2 separate regions of the Homo sapiens genome follow, and region 1 is linked to region 2. A link is a loop called in an ENCODE intact Hi-C map of the cell type or tissue named here. Cell type or tissue: endothelial cell of umbilical vein. All regions are shown on one strand. Links, peaks and the distances in the headings refer to the core of each region. The heading gives the core; the rest is flanking DNA. Region 1 has its middle 100 kb from the start of MIR4290HG. Region 2 overlaps LOC105376139 (a long non-coding RNA gene).

Region 1 (10,622 bases), core at 3,875-6,374, 540 kb before region 2:
ATGAATAGATAAGTAACCTGTGGTATATCTAGACAATGGAATATTATTCAGCACTGAAAATAAATAAGCTATCAAGCAATAAAAATACACTGCAAAATCTTAAATACATATTAACAAATGAAACAATCCAATCTGAAAAGGCTACATGCTGTATGATTTTAACCGTATGGCATTCTGGAAAAGGCAGAACTACAGAGACTATAAAAAGATCAGTGCTTGCTGGGGTTGTGGGGAAGGAGGGATGAATCAGCAGAGCACAGGGGATTTTTAGGGCAGTGGAACTACTCTGCCTCTTAATGGTGAATAAATGTAATTATACATGTGCCAAAACTCAAATATACAATACCAACAGTGAACTCGAATGTAAACTATGGATTTCAGGTGATAACGATGTGTCACTCACTGTAGTTTAACCCATAGTAACAAATATTCCACTCTTGGTGCAGGATATTGATAGTGATAGTGAGGGTGCAGGATATTGATAGTGGGATATTGATACAAATATGTGGGGAGGGGTACATGTGAAATCTCTGTATCTTTTGCTCAATTTTGCTGTGAACCTAATCTGCTCTAAAAATAAAGTCTATTTTAAAAATATATATGGAGAAACCTTAAAAACATATGCTAAGTGAACAAAAGCCCACATAAAAAGACAATACACTGTATAATTCCAACTATATGACATTCTGGAAAAGGCAAAACTATGAGGACAGTTAAAAAAAAAAAAAGTTCAGCGTTTGCCAGAGGCTTGTGAGAGATATAAATAGTGAAGCACAGGGAATGTTTAGGGCACTGAAACTGTTCTATCTGATACTGCAACGATGCACACATGTCACTGCACATTTGTCAAAGTGTATAGAACACACAACACAATGAGCAAACCCTAAAGTCATCTATTTACACTATTTAATAATAATATATCAATATTAACCCATCAATTATTTTTAAAAGTACCACCCTAATACAAAATGTAAATAATAGAGAAAACTGAGTGTGTGGGGGGGATTAGGAACTTTCTAGACATTCTACTGATTTTTCTATAAACTTAAAACTTCTCAAAAAATTAAAGTCTTTTAAAATTATCTATAAAAATAAAAATAAGAATAGAAAGAAGCAGATAAGCATGACAGATAATGAAGAGAAAAATCAACCAATCAAAACTGATGCAGGTATTAGAATTAGTAGACAAGGACATTGAAACACTTATTATAAATGGATTGTATACATTCAAAATGTTACAAACATGAAAGACACAAGAACCACCCAATCAAACTTCTACAGATGAAAGCAGCATTGTGTAATGAAATTGTACTGAATTAGGCTAATGTGGATTAGATGTTGCAGAAGATTGACAGGTGAACTTGAAGAAATGAAAACAGAAATCAGTCCAGGCATGGTGACTCATGCCTGTAATCCCAACCCTTTGGGAGGCCAAGGTGGGTGGCTGACCTGAGGTCAGGAGTTCAAGACCAGCCTGGTCAACGTGGTGAAATCCCGTCTCTACTAAAAATACAAACTTAGATGGGCACAGTGGCACGTGAGAGGCTGACGTGGGAGAATCACTAGAACCTGGGACGTGGAGGTTGCAGTGAGCAGAGATCGTGCCACTGCCACTGCACTCCAGCCTGAGTGACAACAGGGAAACTCCATTTCCAAAAAAAGAAAGAAGAAAGAAAGAAAGAAAGGAAGGAAGGAAGGAAGGAAGGAAGGAAGGAAGGAAGGAATCATACAAAATAAAACACAAAATGAAAGAAAAAAATAAAAAATGTATAAAGCATCTATCAGCTATAGGAGTGTCAACTAGCCTAGTATACATGTAATCAGATCCCACGAATGACAGAATAAAGTGCAGAAAGAGACAAAAATATTGTTTAAAAAATCCCTTAAAATCTTATATATATATGATAAAAACTAAAATTCCACAGAAGCAAACAAACTTCAAAAACAAGATATGAAGAAAACAATAGGAGTTTCAGTTCTTTGACACCTTTTTTGAGAGGCCAGAAGACCATTTCCCAAGGAAGGGACTCAGATAAAACAAAAGTTTCAAGCTTTAAGATCAGGGAGTCAATTTCTATGATAAAACAAACAAACAAAAACTATCTATGGGGCTATTAGGTTGAGTTTCAAAATCATGGCAAGACAGGCATGTCCACATTCACAACTTCTATTTAACATTATACTTGAGGTATACTTGAGGTTTCAGCCAGTGTAGTAAGATAAGAAAAATAAATAAAATGCATTTATATTGGAAAGAAAAACATAAAACTATCATCATTCACAGAAGCATGATTATCTATGTTAGAAAAGGTAATGAAATATACAATTCTACAAAAGTAATAAGTGATTTAACAAGATTCAGGATACAAGATACAAAAATCAATTGTCTGGAAATACAAAGAACCTAGACCATCCAAAACAACCTGAGAAAAGAATAAAGACAGAGGAATCACAATATAGAATTCAAAGAATTATTATAAAACTGCAGTAACCAAGACAGTGTGGTTTCAGCAAAAACATGAATACTCTTTTCAGAAAATCATGTTGGAATAATTTTATATTCATACACAGGAAAGAAAAATTGGCCTATAATTTGCTCCATAAAAAAAGAACTCAAAATTGTTAATAGACCAAAATTGTTAATAGACCAAAACTGTAAACCTAAAACTATAGAACATTTTAGAAAAAAAAATAGGAGAAAACCTGTGACTTTGGCTTAGACAAAGATTTCTTAAATACGACACCAAAAATAACATCCATAAAAGAACAACTTGATAAATTAGTTTTCACCACAATTAAAACTGTCTGTTCTTCAAAGGATACTCTTACAGATACTGTCAAGAGAATGAAATGACAGGCCATAGACTAAGAGAATACATTTTCAAAACATATATACAGTAAAGAAGTTTACTCAGTAAATATAAAAAAACTCTCAAACTCGATACTAAAAAATAAATAACCTAATTTTTTTAATGGGCAGAAGATTTAAACAGATACTTCACCAAAAAAGATGCATGTTTTGCAACCAAGCAAATGAAATATCATTAGTCATAGGAAAAATCAAATTAAAACCACAATGAGAGGGTAGTATGCACCTAATACAATGGCTCAAAGTAAAAGCACGGACCACACCACATATTGGAAGAGGTAAAGGAGCTGGAACTCTCCTGCTGGTAGAAATGTGAAATAGTATAACTGCCATCAGAAACTTTCTGTTGATTTATGAAAAGGTTAAATGTTTCACATTGTTAAAAAGATTCTACATGTAAGTGAGATGTAATGTTTTTCTTTCTATATAAAAAAATGCAAGTATACAGAGACAGAGAACAAAATAGTGGTTACCAGGGGCAATGGGTGGGGGGCAGGGAGACATGGGGGTCGGGGGAGTGGTAATGGGGAGATGTAGGTCAGAGGATACAAAGTAACAGATATGTAGGATGAACAAGTCTAGGGATCTAAGGGAGAACATGAGAATTATAGGTAATAAAATCGTGCGATATATGGAATTCATGCTAAATGAGTAGATTTTAGTTGTTCTTGCCATGCACACACAAAAAAATGGGTAACTATGTGAGATGATGGACATGTTACTTTGCTTCAGTACAGTACCCTTTTTACTGGCTATATGTGCCCCAAAATGTAATGTATATCTTAAATATGCACAATAAAATTTATTTTTAAAAAAATTGAATGTGCACTTAATATATGATCCCTCTCCAAAGCATTTCCCTCAAGGGCAAAAAAAAAAAAATGGGTTTGTACAAAGACTTTCACACAAATACTTACAACAGCTTTTTGTAAATACTAAAAACATTAGAAGCTATCTAAATGTTCATCAAAAAGTGAAAGGATAAACAAAATGTGCTCTATCACACAATGACACAAAGGAATGAAATATTAATACATGCAACCATAAATGAATCTCAAAAGTGAAAGAAGACAGACATAAAAGTATATATGTAAAATTCTAGAAAAGCAAAATTAATTCATAATGAAAGAAAACAGATCAGTAGTTCCTTGGCCATGGAAGTAGGAGAAAGGAGGGAGGTACAAGGGGTACAAAGAGGTACAAGGAAAGTTTTTGGGGTGTAGTTATGTCAGCAATCTTGATTACGGCGATTGATTTATAGGTGTGTACTTCTGTCAAGGCTTTTTAAATTGTACACTTTAAATATATGTAGTTTCTTGCATATCAATTATACCTCAAAAAATTATAAAACCATAAAAAAAAGCACTGGGAAATTTTCATTTGCTAGTTTCTAATAATCACATTTTGAAGGCAAGGGTGCTTACCAACAGGGATTTTGTAAAACAGCCACAAAAGAGAGCACTATGAAGCTTTAAAGAATGATAAATATCTCTAGACTTCCACTTGTAACTGTGATAAAATAGGTTTATCAGATCACCATTGCCACCAGGAACAACCAGAAAACCTAAAATGAATATGTGTCGTTCATATATTACACAGATGTTGATACATAGATTCTATCCATCTATCTCTATATATCTATCTCTAGACAATGATGATCTGATAAAACTTATTTTATCATGGTTACTAGTGAAAGTTTAGAGATATTCATCATTTTTAAAGCTCCATAGTGCTCCTTTATTGGATCCTACCATATCTTTAAGAAGGGAAATTGTAATTTTAATACCTGTACTACAGAGAAGACATATTGTAAGCACAGATATTAGATTTTCTACTTAGTATATGTGTAAAGCCCTTGGGTCATGGTAGGAGGAACAATGCCTCACAAAAGACAGAAAATATGAGCTTGAGGAGGCCTGACTAGGAATGAAGACCTCGACTCATCATTGCTCTCGGGTCCTCACTAGGAAAGCATTCAAACTCCTACCTAAGCCGGCAAACATAAATGTAGCACAGCCAAGTGTTAAATTTTGAACATTTTCAACTTTCTGTACTCCCGTGGATGGATTCCTGCTAAACCATTGCATTTTCTTAACTCTGAGCATTGGCTGTTTTTATTCTTAACAACTTCCTTACAGCATACGTATGTCAAATTCAACCATTGCTTAGAGAGAAATCATGGCAAGAAAAATCAACATTTCTTCATCTACCTCTGTTTTATTCTAGGGCGCCATCTGCTGGCCAATACCTTTCTTCTTACTTTCAAAAATTGTTCTGATTAATGACACTGGGCAAATTCACAAAGAAGAAAAATTAGTTTGGTTGAGTCCATCAGCGTCCATCCAGGAATCTGGCCAAGCTGTTTTACCATTACCTCTTTGGAAGTAAAGTCAGAAGACTAAGACTCCTTAACGAGAAAAAGACACTGATCTAGATTTGGCGAGGGTGGCGGGGAGAGGGGGGTGGGAATGAGAGGCAGGGACCTCTCAGATATAGCTGTGACAAGCAGGTACATGCTTCATCCATTTTGTAAACAATGCAACAGATCAAGAGTCCTAAAAATGTCCATTCCTTTTGATTCTCAAATAAAATTCTGTGAATCTATCTTTCAAAAGGCCAGAGATGCGGGCAAACAGGTACATGTATGACTATAAATGTCTTATTTATAAAACCTTCACTATATCTATGGAGATATAGAGGCATATACAATATACATCAATTATAATTTTATATTACAATTTTAAAGTCTTGAGAATAATGTAGAAAAATGTCTAGGATACAGTGGTAGGTAAAATAAATTAGGGAACTAAACGATTTTTTAAGTATGATGCCAATTAACTACAAAATATATGAATTTAAAATAAATTGCAGAGAAAGAGTGGTTAGCTATGAATGTGGTATAGGCATTACAGTTTAATTTTAGTTTGTTTATCTGACTTTTGATATTTCCAAAAGGATATATAATAAATATTTTCCACTTTTGTAAAAACTCATATATTTAATGTGAGCCCGTTTACATTTGAAACACGTTGCAATGGTATGGGAAAAAGAAAATTGCATACTTTACTTCCACCTAGTGGATTTAGGAGAAGTTGCAATCAGAAACCCAACGCTTTCTTTAAAAGGTAAAACATTTAAAAACAAAACCAAATGTAAGAGCAGAGAGGATAGTGCAGAAAAGGGGAGAAGAGGGGAGGGAAGGGGAAAGGAGACTCAAGGTGGGCAGGAGAGGGGAAGGGAACAAAAAAGGTCATGTGCGCAGCGGCTGTATAGAAACATGCAAAATCTAAAAACATTAACATTTTAAGCAAAATGTCACCACTGGTATTTATACAGATTAAACAAGCTCTGTTTAAATAACAAGTCTCAATACATCTTCTTTAATATGATACTAGATTACCTCTACTTGTTCCGTCCGCAACCCCCAGCCCCCACTATCCAGCAACTGCTCCCTACTGGCTGCCCCAGTCTGCCCAGGCCTAAACAACAACGCCCTGCTGCCTCTGTCCTGACCTGTCACTTTTTGCTGGGGTGCCTGGCCTTCTTCACATCTCCTTTAAATATCCTGCTGCCCGAATGAGTTTTCTTTTGAGAGTTCTCTGTGCCCTTAAAAAGATCAAATCTATATTCTAACACGAATCCTTTCAAGTCGTTCCCTTGTTTAAAAATCCTCAAATGGTTCTTGTCACTGAAACTAACATCTAAATTCCTTAGAGTACTATCAGGGGCACGGGATGACCTCAACCTTGTCTCCGTTTGCAGATCCACCTCCCTTTACCCACGGTCCCCATCACAGCAGGCTCTCTCCAGCTTCAGGTGCTTGCCTGCGCTGTGCACTTTGCCTGGAATGCCTTCTCACTTTACCAACTTGTCATACCCCTGTGCACAGGCACCTGCTCCTTTGTGAAAACGAGTCACCTGGAGAATTGTAGATGTATCTATAATGATGGAACCCTAAGATATGATCTTTCCAATGGCTAGAACTAAGGGAAATTTTATGTGCATGTCTGTATCTATATAAAGATCTATATCAAGATCTACATGTATACTGACAGAACTAACTTTGGAATTAGAAGCTATGCTGCTGACAGGTTACATATTTCTGGAAAGTTATTTGCTAATTAGTGCCAGATATGATGTTAACATATCTGACAAAAAAAAGTGCGTTTTTTTTTCTTTATACCTGCAGGTTTTACACTTGGCTTAGAAATGAAAGCCAAGGTTATAAATTTGAGTTATAAGTACCTGACCGGGGAGAAAAACACAGAAGTGTTCAGAGAAGAAGGATGAAAACCAGGAGCCGAGAGTCCTAAGAACCAGGGAAGGGTTCCATTAAGCAGAGAGGAAGTGGTGATCCATGACAAAGCCAGGGCCCAGGAGGCAGGGCTGAGAACTCTGCACTGGGCAGCTGGTGGCATGCACAGAGAGAGGAACCTGGCAGAGAGATTAACGCAGGAGCAGATTCAGCAGGATAGGAGAGCGGCAGCTGAGGAAACCAAGGCAGCCAACGTGGGTCCCTTGCTCAAGAAGCAGGGCGGAAGGAAACAGTTCCCTTCCAGGCTGAAAGGACTATCTGAAAGATCAGGAAGAAGAGCAGTCTCTGGCCCGACTCCACTCCTCTGTCAGGGTGGGATGTGCAGAGCTCAGTGTCCCCCAGCCCTGGCTTGCAGGGGCAGGGGCTGTGCCAAGGTGGGGGCCACAGTGAGTGTAGGCAGCTCCAGAGTCCTGCAGCCCAGGCCTCAGCCCTCTGCCCAGACCCAGGCACAGCTCATAACTTCCTTGAGATTTAAAAAAATAAAAGGCCCCTGAGGGACACACAGAGTGTGTGAGGTACACTTACTGCCACCACCAAGGAAAAACAGTGAAAGAAAAAAAAAAAACTTTTACCTCTCTACCCCAAAAATGTCTTCCTTCCTTAGTATTCTCCAATCTTCACTCCCTTCACCACTGAATAAGAGGAGTGAAGACAGCCCCAAGAAGCTGCACATGATCTGTTTAAACAAGAGCTCGCTTGAAATTCAGAAAGAAGCCAATGGCCTTTAAAAAGCCAAACAACCGGCCAGCCTCCGTGGCTCATGCCTATAATCCCAGCACTTTGGGAGGCCGAGGCGGGCGGATCACCTGAGGTCGGGAGTTCGAGACCAGCCTGACCAACATGGAGAAACCCTGTCTCTGCTAAAAATACAAAAATTAGCTGGACATGGTGGTGCATGCCTGTAATCCCAACTACTCGGGAGGCTGAGGCATGAGAACTGCTTGAACACGGGAGGCAGAGGTTGCGGTGAGCTGAGATCACGCCATTGCACTCCAGCCTGGGCAACAAGAGTGAAACTCCGTCTCAAAAAAACCAAAAAACCAAAAAACCAAACAACCAAAGCACCCTATCCTGTCCCTTCTTACCTGAGGTACCTCCCTGTATTAGGCAACCACATACTTTGAAAATAATGACTTAGGAGGAAAGGAAGGAAAGAGCAACCCACGTTTCTTTTCCTTGAGTGCTTCTCACTCATTAGTCAGCCAAAGGTAGAGAGTTGGTAGAAAGTGTGCATATCATGAAGTGAAATAAAAGCAATTGACTTTATTTTGTGCAGCATTTCCACCATTCTGGTAAGAATGAAATACATATGCATGTATGAGCTACAAAATGCAACTGCCAATTTTATGTAAAGATGAATGGTAAAATGCATGCTAATAATTAATAATGGTAATTTGTCTTTACTTATTATGACATTAAATAGCACATTTGAAAACATCATGATAAGTCAAGAGAAAAACTATGGAAAATGTAAAAACATGATATGTTAGCACCTTTAACGGCACTTTTATTCATGTATTTTGTAAAAGTGTTCATATTTTCATTTTGTTCTGAATAAATTACGCATTCAGTTCTGTCCACAATCAGCTTCTTACCAAAGCCACCAGGAGCCGTACTATGTTCTTTTACGGAAACAAACACAGAGCATTACAGACAAATCCTCACTCTTGCCACATGAAATATTGGCCACAAATCCCTATCTATTCTCTTGGCTGTGAATGAAGCTGCACCACGGGTGACTTTGAGAAACTCTTAGATTAAGGCCCGCATTAAAACATTCGTGCATGCAGCCTGCTCCTTGCCTACTCTATGTGGAGCTCCACCATTCCCACTTAGCTTCCAAAAGGTGAGGGCATCTTGAAGATGAGAGGCACCTCCAGGCCCCATTTTATCACTCAGCTGCAAAGATGGCAGGACAAACTTCAGTACCCAAATGACAACCCAAGAAAGAAGTTGCCCTTGACCATTTCTATTTACAATCTCTTTCCTCTGTCCACTAAAAATACCACCACCTGCCACATCAGCTACATTATATATCCTTTTTAAATACTAATGTTATGTATTTTGGAACAGATAATATATAAGCATGATTCAAAAGTACTGATTTTAGAGGAAATTTTCTCTGACCACAGTAAAATTAAGGTAGAAATCACTAATTTCAAAAAAAACCTGAGTTTCTTTATAATTGGAAATTAAGTAATACAATAGTTATATTTTGAATTCCCCCAAAAGCAGATCTGGAGATAAGAGCATAGTATAGAGAGTCTATTTGGAAGGTGCTCTCTGGAAGCAGCAATGAGAGAATGGGAAAATCCAGACAAGGAATCTGGGAAACCCAATGATGTAAAGTATCTGGTTTGTCCAATGATGACTTGATTGCTTAGGAACCTGTGACAGGCATAAAGCACCCCAGAACTTACCAGTGAAGGAAAGAAGGCTGAGACATTTATATACCAGCTCCACTTGACCATGGATTGAGTGGCCTTAGAGGTCAATTTCCCTCCAAGGAAATTTGAAAAAGGCAAACTCCTCCAAGGAGTTTGAAAATGGTAGATAGAGATTGACTTCCCTGTATTGGACAACTGGATTTGTGCACAAGTCAAGCAGCCTCCCAGAGAATCTGAGTTGTCCTGGAGCAGAAGTAGAGAGTTACACGGGTCACACTTGAGGTGAGAGGCTGTCAACAAGAAAGGAGCTCACTGCAGCTGCAGCTGAAACCAGAGCAGACTGGGAGATGAAATGTTGGCACCAGAAGCATCAGACACAGCTTCTAAATCATCTACTGGTCAGAGAAAACAATAACAAAGGAAACTAGAAATGCTTTCAACTGAATGGTGATAAAAATACAGTGTAGAGCTTGTGAGACACAGCTAAAGCTGTATTCACATGAATATATTATAAAATTAGAAATTTTAGAAATTAAGGGGTTTAATATCTAACACTGAAAGTTATAAAGTGAAGATCAAATTAAATCAACGATAGTAGAAGGGAGGAATTAATAAAGATGCAAACTTACACTCTGGTTTCTCTCCAGATCATATAAATTTCTCGCCTTTTCTAAAGATGCAAACAAAAAATAACAACATAAAAAATAACTGCAATAAAATAGAAAATAACTACAAACAAATTCAAGAAGAGAAAGAATGTACAAATTACCAATTTGGGGATTAAAAATGGAATACTACTACAGACCCTACATACATTTAAAAGACAAAATGATTGTATGCAAAACTTTACACCAATGAGTTTGAAAAAGGTAGATAGAAATTGACTAAGGTCCAGAAAGCCTCAATTATAAAATTAACACAAGAAACATAGAACCTCTGAATAGTACTAAATCTATGAGAGAAAATTTATCAACAATTAAACATTTTTTTCTACAGGAAAAGAAATTCAGGCCTAAATGCTTTCACCAGTAAATTTACTAAAATTTTAAGA
Region 2 (10,622 bases), core at 3,310-5,809:
GTCCCAGGTCCCCAGGACATGCTGGAAATAAGATTTACTTAACATGCTAGCACCCACCTCTCCAATTTATGACGCTAAAAATCTGCCTACATGCCAGGCCAGAGAAAACAAAGGCTAGGCCTGAAGCCTCAGCCCCTCCTCCGAGAGGAAGGCCACTAATGAACACTCCCGGCTTCGAGTTGGGGGTGGGTGCATTTCCAGTCCCTCCTGAGCTAGCCTGGACCAGAAGAGATGATTGACGACCCCTGGGGCTGTTCTACTCTGCTCACATTTTTAAAGTATTCAATTTCAGGAAACTGCCTTTTTGACATATGATACAGCCTCACTTTGCTTTGTTATGTCAGTCCCAATGGCCCCAAAGCCCCCATCTCAATTGGGAAGAACAATTTTGTCTGCAGGCAAAGGTGGCCTTCCAGCAGACCCACCACCACCCTTCAGTTCAGACACATGCTGAAGCTTCTGGGCCTGGGATGCCCCTGTGTTGAGGAGTGGGCAATGCCCACTAGAAGTTTGAGGATCCAGAATATCCCACTACACGGCTTTGTGGCCACAGCTCTCCCAAATTGCATGCAGCAAGGGACTTGGCCTGCTCTGTGCTTCAGGTCACAGGTGGCTGAGATGTTGTCCTGAGCTTCCTGTGACTGCACCCCTAAACCTTCCCCTAAATCTCAATAATGCAGGTGATGGTGACTTACTTAAAGGGATATCCTCAGAGATGCTCTATTCTAAAACCTTTTTGGAAATGTTTATAGTTGAACTGTTTTTATTAACACATTCTCTAAAATGTGCTTCTCATTCTTCCATGGCTTGACTAGGTCATTGATGGGCAGATGTCTTTCATTTGGGTACAGAAGGAAATGAGCTTTAAGTAAGCAGTAAGCTTTATGAGATATTCTTTGTTGTATTTTCACAAGTTACTTATGTGTGGAGAGTGCACAACATTGTTATTAAATAGCAGGTGTATGCCCTTATCCTACCCAAACAATGTGCCAGAATCCACGACCAGTCAGCCAGAGGCTGTGGGATGCAAAGCTGGCTACGCACCAGCCCCTTGCAGACTGCACGTGGGATTTCTTTGGCCTATGAGGCGTCTTAGGCAAAGTCAAATTCACTGCCACTTTTCAAAGTTAGCTGCATTCATATAAACATCTGGATTTCTAGCTTCTCTTGGAAAATGGGTAGATTTGGCCATGATGTGCCTAGAGTCCCCTCCCCACCTTGGTAACCTTCAGCAGGGGTCGGGGGCACTGGGATCCCGCATTGGGCACTGCTCTCCCATTCACCTCAATCCCCACCAGACCCCAGCTGAGGACACCTGGCTGCTTTGTTCATTTACATCACCCTCCTGTCACCTGCAGACATTTGCGCTTACAATCAAGAAACTGAAGTTTGAAGCACAAAATAAAGGGGCCAAGTTCCTAAAGATGAAGCCAAAAAGGTTGAGCATCATTTGTGTCTCAGCTTGTGCAGGACAGTGTCCTATGTCAGCACAGGGCTCTTGGAGCACTCTGGGCTGGCCCGTTTCCAAAAGGTTTCATGTTGCCCTCACTATTCTCCCTCGTCCAGCCCCTTCTCGGGCCAGAACAAGTCTCCTCGGGGGTCCTCTGTTGGGTTTTCTTCGGTCCAAAAAAGCTCTTGAATGATAGGGGGCAGCAGCAACTCAGTGACAATAGTACATTAACTCAAAAGGAAGCCAGGTTTTCATGCAGGACACATAAAAGCTATTACTTAAAACCCAACAGGTGCATCTCAGATGCCTTCCAGCATGTGAAGGACACCATTGCATTGGCTCTCACCACCACCATGCCCTCCTCCTTACCCAGGGTGAAGCATGAATCTGCACATGGGGAGGCTTCAGAGGACAACTGAGACAAGAAGCAGGAAGCTGAGAAAGGAGGACACCTCCCACACACACATCTAGCAAAAGCTGGACATTTCTGGTCAGTCATCCTTATGCAAAGACTTTCTGGAAGGAGCAGTTATTCTTGGGTGAGCACTTATGTAGCATGAAAGAGGTTAACATTAGCCCAGGGAAATCCTTCAAAGTAATTGAGGGGGAAGGATACATTATTTATGCATTTGTTCCCTTCTCTATCGACAGTAAGAAATGATTCATGGCACCTGTCACAGTCCTAGGTAGTGACAGACACCAGCCTGCACTGTAGCTGAAAACCCCTGAGAAGCCACAGATGTGCAGTCTTCCCAGCTTGACTACATGCCCAAGTCTTCTGAACCTTAGTTTCCCAACCTAGGAAATAAAAATTGTGCCCTTTACCCCTCATGAACCTTATTGGGGTCTTATAAGATTGCTCCTGGTTGCCATTTGGCCCACAGATGGGTTTAGTTTGGTGGACAGTGTCCCGAAAGACTTACAAATTCAGATCTGACTTGTTCATTTGTGTAGGGGAGAGTTGGTGGCACACATCCTCTCTGTCACTGTAAGTATGTTCCAAATGTCACATTAGGTCCACTGGCACGTGTAAGCCCTGTCTGGCATTTGCCTGGTCCCTGCAGGCATTTGGGTTGGCAGTAAACTTTCTTTTCTAACAGATTTCTGGAAATGTTTACATGTAGCATATAATAGAATAATAGAACCACAGAACTTCCACAGTAAAGCCTTCCTTCTTTTATGTTCCAAAAGCTAAAATGTACTAACAACCTCCAAAAGGCACTATGACATTGGAGTTTAAACTTTGTGGAGCAGGACTCAAAGCTGGACTTAGCTGCTTGCTAACTTTGACCTTGAGTGAAGAGTTAGCAGATGATTTAAAGTGTAAAGTAGAAAGAATTCATGCTGGTTAGCCCATTAAATACCCGTTAATTAAGCTCTCCAAAAACGCCATTCAAAAATGTATATGATAATCAAATATTTATTGCAATGTTTCTTAAAATAGTGAAAAATTAGAAAACATTATAGGGGGCTAGTGTTAAATCATGGTGTAACCAGAAATGAAACATTATGCAACCATAAAAAGGAGTTCTGAAGAGTAGTTCCCGGCATGATATAATGTGAAAAAAAGCAAAATACGAAATTGTGCAATTCTAATTTTGCAAAAACTTTCAGCGTACACGACTATCACTGTATAAAGTCACAAAGTAGGAATGGTGATTGTATCTTGGAGTGATGAGATTATAAGTGATTTTTAATTTTCTTCACTATGCTTTACTGCAATTAAACATTTACAATTCAATTTTATTTAACAAAAATATATAAAACTTCTCAAATGGAGTAACTTCAGTACCAGACATCCTCAACCTGACTGCTCTGGAGGTTATTGTGCAGAGCAATCTTTGACCATATGGTCACAGATCCAGAAGCCAGACGTCTGTGGGGCTTTGCTCCTGAGACTGTGACCTTTGATTCCTGCACTCCTCCTCTTGCCATCTGACGCCGGTCTGCGCCTGTGACTGAGTGAAAATCGTCATAACTGTACTCGGAGGTTAACTCTGGCATGACTGGGATGGAATCCCAGGCAACATGCTGGAGGCAGGAAAGAAGGCCAGCCGGCAAGTCAGAACCAAACACCCTGGACGGCACCTTTCCTTACAAATGCGGTTCACAGGACCCTTGGGGATCCTCTGCGCACACTGAGGCAAGCAGCAATGGAAGAAATTATCTTCCACTCCCTTCTTGTTGAAAATGTCTGTTTTCCAGAAATGAATTACAGTAATAGATTATGAAAATTGTTTCCATTGCCTACATAACACAGCAGGGAATTCTAAAATTTCAAAACATGTAATATACTCAACCTGTGCTTGAGACTGTAGGGTATTATTTAATTTTTCAGTGTTTGAATTTTGTCTGTTTGAGAAGGGTGTGGCACTCCTTGAGTACACTATTAGTAGTATTGTTGTTATTTTATTTACTAGACTTTTCCAGGACTTGCTGTGCACCAAGCACTGTTCCAAGCACTTTGAAAACATTGTTTAATTCTCATAACAAACTCGTTATGTAGGTGCTATTATCACCATTTTAGGCATGAGGAATCTTGGGCACAGAGAGGTTGAACAACTTGCTCAAGGTCACACAGCCAGGAGGTGGCAAAGCTGGGTGTTCTGAGCTCCTCTCTGAAGCAAGAGGGAACAGATGAATTTCACTGTGAAACCATTTCTCGAGCCTTTAGAACAAACCATTTGACCACCAAGGACAAGGAGAGCATCCAGGTGAAAATGAGGTTTCAAAACCATTTTTGGTTCTCCTCAGGAACCCTGAATCCAACAGTGCCTGTCCCAATGTCATGGTTGCAGGGTGACATCTTGCGGTCAAAGAGAATATCGCTTCCAGCCCTAAAAAGTAGCTTCTAACACCTCAGCTGGCCTAAACCCTTCCAGGCCTGCAAGTGCTGCCCTGTAAGCGTGTTTCTGGTGAGCCCATGGGCTCTCATCACACATTAAGGTTAATATCCAGATGCAGCAGACCCTGGTAACAGTGGGCTCAGACCCCACTGTGCCACAGCTGGGCAGCCCCCGAGAAGTCAGGCCGGCTCAGAGGATGGTGCAGTAGGGTTTGGTAGTCACAGAGCAGTGTGAACCACCATCAACAAGGAAAAGAGACCCCACCATCAGGGAGCGTTCCTGTGTCAGCTGTAATACCCATGCCCACTTCACAGATAGGAGTACTCAGTTTCAGGGAGTTTAACGACATGCCCAAGGTCACACAGCCAATGGTGGAGCTGGGATTCTAGCCAGCATGTGCCAGGCCTCCAGCCTCAGGTTCATTGGGCCACACCACAGGCAGAACATTGGCTTACAGCTAAACAGCTACCCTGGGGCACAGCCTACTGTGCAACTCAGCTGTACTTGGGAGGATCAGTCAGGGTGTATACCCTGCTTTTCTTACAAAATCAGGAATTCTCTGAATCACCCATGGTCTTCAGTTCTGAATTCCCCTCATCAGCCACACAATGTGAAGTATATAGGTTATTTTTTCTTACTCACAAACCCACAGGCAAATTTAAACTTGGGAGGGACCTGCAAGGTAACTTCCTCCAAAACTCTGCCTAATTTACCAATCTCTTCAGCAACACCCGACATGAACAGCCTGCCACGGGTGAAATCCCATATGCGGCATGACATCCACCCCAGGGAAGGTGAGTCCCACTTGCTGGTGCATTTCCCATGCACCCAACACCTCCCAGCGTTGCCCTCTCAAAAGGAACAGGAGTCACAGCTCCTTCATCTCCAAAGCACGCAGGTGCACCCTGAAGATGCCCATAGACCTCTGCTGCCCAGTGCATCCAGGGCCAGCAGCCTCAGCTTCCCCTGGGAGCTAATTAGCCTCACAGAATCAGAATCTGCCTTTTAACAAGAGCCCAGGGTAATGCATGCATGCATGCACATAAGTGTGTGGTCATTCATTCGCCAAAAGGTGCAAGGTATAGGGTGGATGGGAGGCGCTGTTTCAGAATCTAAGGGGCAGGATGGTGTGAGGCCCCCACAGGAAGCCGCTGTCAGGCAAGGGCAGATGTGAGAAATATAGACTAGTTGCAGAACCTTGAGGCTTATCACGGTCATGGCCACTCTTCAGATTACCTCTGAATCTGAGAACCGGTGAGGGGGCAGACTGCTCACGAGCCCTCGGGTCTGCTCTCTGATGATCCACAGTAATGGCGTTTTGACTTTGCACAGGGACTCCCAGCCAGAGACTGCATTCCCAGTCTCCCTTGCTGCATGGGGTGGTCTTGGGCCCCAGTTCCTCTACATTCCTTGCTCAAACAGAAGTTTGTAGCTGGCCAACTAGCTTCCTTCTCCTCCTTGCTGTTGTGACTCAATTATGCAGTCACAAGGGAAGGGGTCTGGGGTCCTGCATGGCTGTGTGGAGCCGAGCCTCCTTGCTAGCCTGTACACTCCACACTGTTGTGTTCAGTAGACAAGACACAATCTTCTGTCTTAAGCCTCTGTATTTTGGAGGTATTTTTAAATTTTTTAATTTTGATAAAGTTTCAAACATAGGAAAATTATAGAAATAGTAAAACAAAGTATTCCCATGTACCTTTCACCCAGATTCCCCCATTTTACTATATTTGTTTCAGCTTTGTCTCTCTCCTTCAAGTATATATATTATTTTCCGAACCAGTTGAGGGTAAGATACAGACATGTTGCCTCTTTTCCATTAAATGCTTCAATGTGTATTGCCTAAAAACAAGAATATTATCCTAAATCTATCAACTGTAGTAAAATGATGAAATTCAGGAAATTAATATTGATATAATTACCTAATCTACAAACCATACTGAGATTTTTGTCAGTTGTTTCAGTGATGTCCTCTGTAGCAAAAGAAAGTCCAGGATCACAGGTCCATTCAGTAGTCACATCTCTGTCATCTCCCTGAATCCAAAACCATTCCTGAGTTTTGCTTTGTGACAGTAACATTTCATGGCATTGATATCTTTTTAATATTTCAGGCCTGTTATGTTACAGACTCCTCTCCACCTCCACCCCGCACACTGCTGGGGTTTGGCTAGCTTATCTGCTGTTTCCTCCTGATTCAATTCAGGTGATAAACCATTAACTGGACCATCACAGTGGTGATGCTGTGTCCTTCTTGGTGTGTCATATCAGGATCATGTGCTTTGATTTGTCTTCTGGTTCTTGATTGTCATGGGGTGTCCTCTGGTTATTGATTGCCATGGGATGATGATCATTTGACCAAGATGGTGTCTGCCAGGTTTCTCCAGCCTAAAGTCGCTATTCTGCCCTTTGGAATCAGTGAGTGTGTTTTGCAGGAGGATGTCGGAGGTCATCAGAGCAGGGTGTCTGTGGTCACTAGTGTATGTGCTCAGTTAGCACTGGAGAAAACTCAGCAGCAAACCCAGGCTCTTTCGCTTATCAGGAGCTGTTGAGCATATATATTCACATCCTTCCCTGATATTTTGAATAGATGGGAAATGTTTACTAGTTCCCCTGAATCCACATTAAACCGTAATATTAATTTTTTAAAAAACAGCCCAGAAGAGAACCTGGATGGTGCATTTCCATTTTACTGAAGAGTCTACTGTAAGAAATAGTTCATGGCCGAGAGGACAGTGGGCTGCTCTATTCACTCTCGGTTTCCATGACAGATGACCCAGCTCAGGGTGGTTGAACCAGACGGCTCCACCCAGCCTTCCCCTTGTCTTCTCAGGCTGGATCCCACCGCTCTTGCACTTCCCCAGGATAATTGATTTAAGTAACCTGGAGAGACTCACCCTCCTCATGGAGGTATGTGCGTCCCGGCCCCTGCCTTGCTCTAGGATGCAACAGGCACTAAGTTCAATGAGGAAGAGGATGGCAACCCTGTCAGAGCAGGTGTCATGGACCCATGCAGCTCCCCCATCCTCTCCTTTGCCCAGCTCCATCCATCTCTGCTATTTTCCAGCTCGCCTCTGCTCCTGCTGGCCCCTGGCTTTGAGCAACTCCCTGCCCCACCCTTCAGCGCCTACCAGGAGGCCACCACCAGGCCACCTAGGGCCAATATGCCCTAAGGGGAGAGTCTTGGATCACCCAGGTGCTTCCTGCCTCTTTCCTCTCCTGTACAGTGGTGGTAACAACCTTCATCACAAGGATGTCCTGCCAGGTCTTTGAGTTGCTTACAGAGCCTTGGATCAGCCTCTTACACTGTGCCCATGAGAAGGGGGCTGGATGAGCAAGGACAGTGTCTGCCTCATTCCAGCTGGGAATGAATCCCCTCTGTACAAAGAGACAAAGATCCCTGCTTCAAGGGTCTGGGGACCACTGGCAAATGACAGGCCAGACCCAGGAAAGGGAAGGAGGAAAGATGGAAAGAGGTGGATGCGGCAAGGAGAGGGACCTGCTGGGCCATGGCGGGGGTGGACCTGGCCACACCAGCACTGTGTCAGGCTCTCAGCTGGTGCCAGGCAGTCTCTAAATAAGAGAGTGGGTAAACGGAATGAATTCTAGCAGGGAAGGAGGTAGAATATTTTCTCCAACATATGTCGTGAATATGCAATGTGACAAGAATTCCTCACTCCGTTTATGTCAGAAAATGTATATGGACATCTCCCTTTATAACTAATATGGAGCAATGCAGAGAGACCTACTGCTCTCCCTGATGGGTACTGCTCATTCCAGCAACTGGTGACAGAAAGGGTACCAGAGCTGGTAAAAGTGGTCCCAGCATTGTTAGGACACCGCTTAGCAGGCCACTCTTACACAGACATGGCCAAAGGTGCCAATTCCCTAACTATTAGTCTACGTAGACTATCCCAAATGAAGCCTCTTCTCAAAATTCTGCAGAAAGAGGTCACATCACCTAGGGATTTCTTGAAATGTAAACTGAATTTTTCACCCAGCACTTTGCACTGAGCACTTTACCAACAACACGCCTGGACCTCATCATTTCACCCACAAACTCTGGCAGGGAAGAAGTGGTCAGTCACTCTGGACACAGGCTCTGGACAGCAGGCAAGACCCAAGGCCTCAAGCAGAAGCCTCTCCTCCCTCCAAAGCCACCCTAGAGGGAAACATTGATGCTCCACCTGCCAACCTCCATCCCCTCCAGGGCAAAAGACCAGTCCGGTGAGCTACTCCCCCTGCTGGTGATGTTTGTGTGCCGCTGTAGCAATGCAGAGCATGTCAGCCTGGAGGGAGACCTCGGCCACGCCAGCCCTCACAGCACAATATGTCCAGGTTCAGGAGCTGGCTATTACTCTGCTCCACGCCCCGCTGGCTCGGCAGTACAGAGACACATTTGCCCTCCAGAGCGCAGTCTCATCTGAGACCCGCCCCTCATAACCCAGAAGCCCAGGGAGTCTGCAGAGATCCATGAGTCCAGGAGCCTGCTGAGAGCCAGCCTCCGAAAAAGTTCAATGTTCACTGAATTGCGGCCCCTGCGTGGCCTCGGCCCCTCCCAAGCTCACAGCTTCCAAGATTACAGCTCTCCCCTGCTTCCAAGATGTAAGAGTACTGGGCTCCTGGAAGACTCAATTTCTGAGCGCGTCTGCCCCAGCTAAACTCTGCACACATCCCAGGAGCATTGTGTGCCCCTGAGCAGTCCTCGCTGGTTTTCACTAAGGGCCAGCTCTCATGTATTTGTGGGAAAGAAGGACAGGCCGAGTCAATGCAGTTCAACCTCTGCCACAAGCATTAGTTGAGCGCCTACTGTGTGCAAGACAGTGAGCTGGGGCTGAGGATCGAGCAGTGGACTGGGTTCTGACCTCAGGAAGCCCATAGTCTGCTGGGGCATCTCCCAACCTTGCCGGACATTAGACATTCTCCCTCTTCATGTGTACCCCTGACAGGAGTGCTGCAGAGCCCCAGAGACAAAGCCACAGAAGGGAGTAGGGAAGAGTCTGGAAGATGCCTAAGGCATTGGGTGAGGGACAGCCCACAGCTCATGTAAACACAAGCTCACAAAGCCTGGAATGTGACCTCGTCGGGTCTCATAGGGAATGCAAGAGTGAGGAAGGCTGGTCTTGCCTGCAGACTCCAAAAACCACAAGGGGGCGGGGGACAGATGCAGTCCTGGAGCAGCTTCTCAGACTGATGCCTGGTAGAGCCCCACTCCAGGGCAGAAGGGATGAAGCCAAAGAGTGTTTCATTTTTAAATAGATCTGGAAAATGCTGGATTGAAAGATGTCTAATTCATTACCGAAGGACTTACCAAGGCTTCCATTATATCCAAGTATGCCTTGAATCTCCAAGAGCGAGGTTTGGGCATGCCACAGATATCAAACATTTGACCACAAAACTCTTTGTTGGGGACCATAAAAGGAGGATGCTATGGAACACAGTTGGGGACACAGCTCTCAAGTAGCTCCCAGCCCTAGCACTGCATCGGGGTTCGGTTCACATAGAGCAGTTGTTCTCAAAATATGGTCCCCTCACCTGGGAGCTCCCTAGAAATGCACATTCTTAGCCCCACTCGACCACCTGAACCCTGGGACCCAGCGATCTGTATTACAGCAAACTCTGCAGGCTCTAGTCGGAGGCCCACTGCAGTGGGGTAACAGGACACTAGCTATGACACCTGAACCCTGCCCCACTTCACCCTGGGTGCAATTCTATTCTTTCATGACCCAACGCCACTGCTGCCTGAGCAGTGAAGCTTCTCTGCCTGACGCCCCCTCCTTCCACACTCCAGCAGGAAGACTGCCTCTCCCAGTTTCCAAGACTCTCACATATACCTATTATCATCCTGTTGCCACACTTTTATGATTTGGTGATTGTCTGCCTTCTGTCATAGAGCAGGGTGGGGTCCTCAATCCTTGACTCTGAACACTGTCACGCACATGGAGCATCGGGGCCGCCATGCCGGGCTTGGAAGCAGTCTCCATGTCTCTTGGCAAGCGTGGGACAGTGGAAGGATGACATTAGCATAGGCATCCCCCAGAATGAGAACAGAGAGCAGAGCTCAACCGGGGGGTGTGGGACCCAGAGAAGGAAGAGGTGAATTCCAAGTGGGCAGCCTGGAGGAGGATGTAGGGAGAAGGTGTACAGGCAGGGTCTCGAAGGAGGAAGAAGAGCTTAAGGAACAAATGTGAACCAGCAAGCATGCACCCACGCTGCCATGTGCTGGGCCTGCTGCACAACTGACCAGGGCCCTATAGGGGACAGACACACAGGGCCAGACGGGAGACCTATAGGGTGCCATGGAGGCAAAGAAACAAGGCCACCCAGGATGG

Evidence for each region. A loop is a pair of places that touch in the nucleus more often than their neighbours do. Peaks named below come from ENCODE experiments on the same cell type or tissue, not always from the same donor. Only the 100,000 strongest peaks of a DNase experiment are listed, where the experiment ranks them.
Region 1: a loop joins it to region 2, with 22 times the contacts of the local background. A loop is called at or near these places in 7 of 110 quality-filtered maps.

The regions. Positions count from the first base shown.
Region 1 is chr9:90,137,255-90,147,876 of GRCh38, reverse strand. No RefSeq gene overlaps it. Among named protein-coding and RNA genes, the nearest start is that of MIR4290HG, 100 kb to the right of the region's middle. In endothelial cell of umbilical vein, for the core only: CTCF peaks have their summits at 5,099 (motif pointing left) and 5,962 (motif pointing left); no DNase peak of the experiment used is centred there.
Region 2 is chr9:89,591,936-89,602,557 of GRCh38, reverse strand. LOC105376139 (a long non-coding RNA gene) reads left to right here. Exons shown (of 2, transcript XR_930105.3): 2 at 1,824-3,762. Among named protein-coding and RNA genes, the nearest start is that of GADD45G, 7.8 kb to the left of the region's middle. In endothelial cell of umbilical vein, for the core only: a CTCF peak has its summit at 4,270 (motif pointing left); a DNase peak (open chromatin) is centred at 4,257.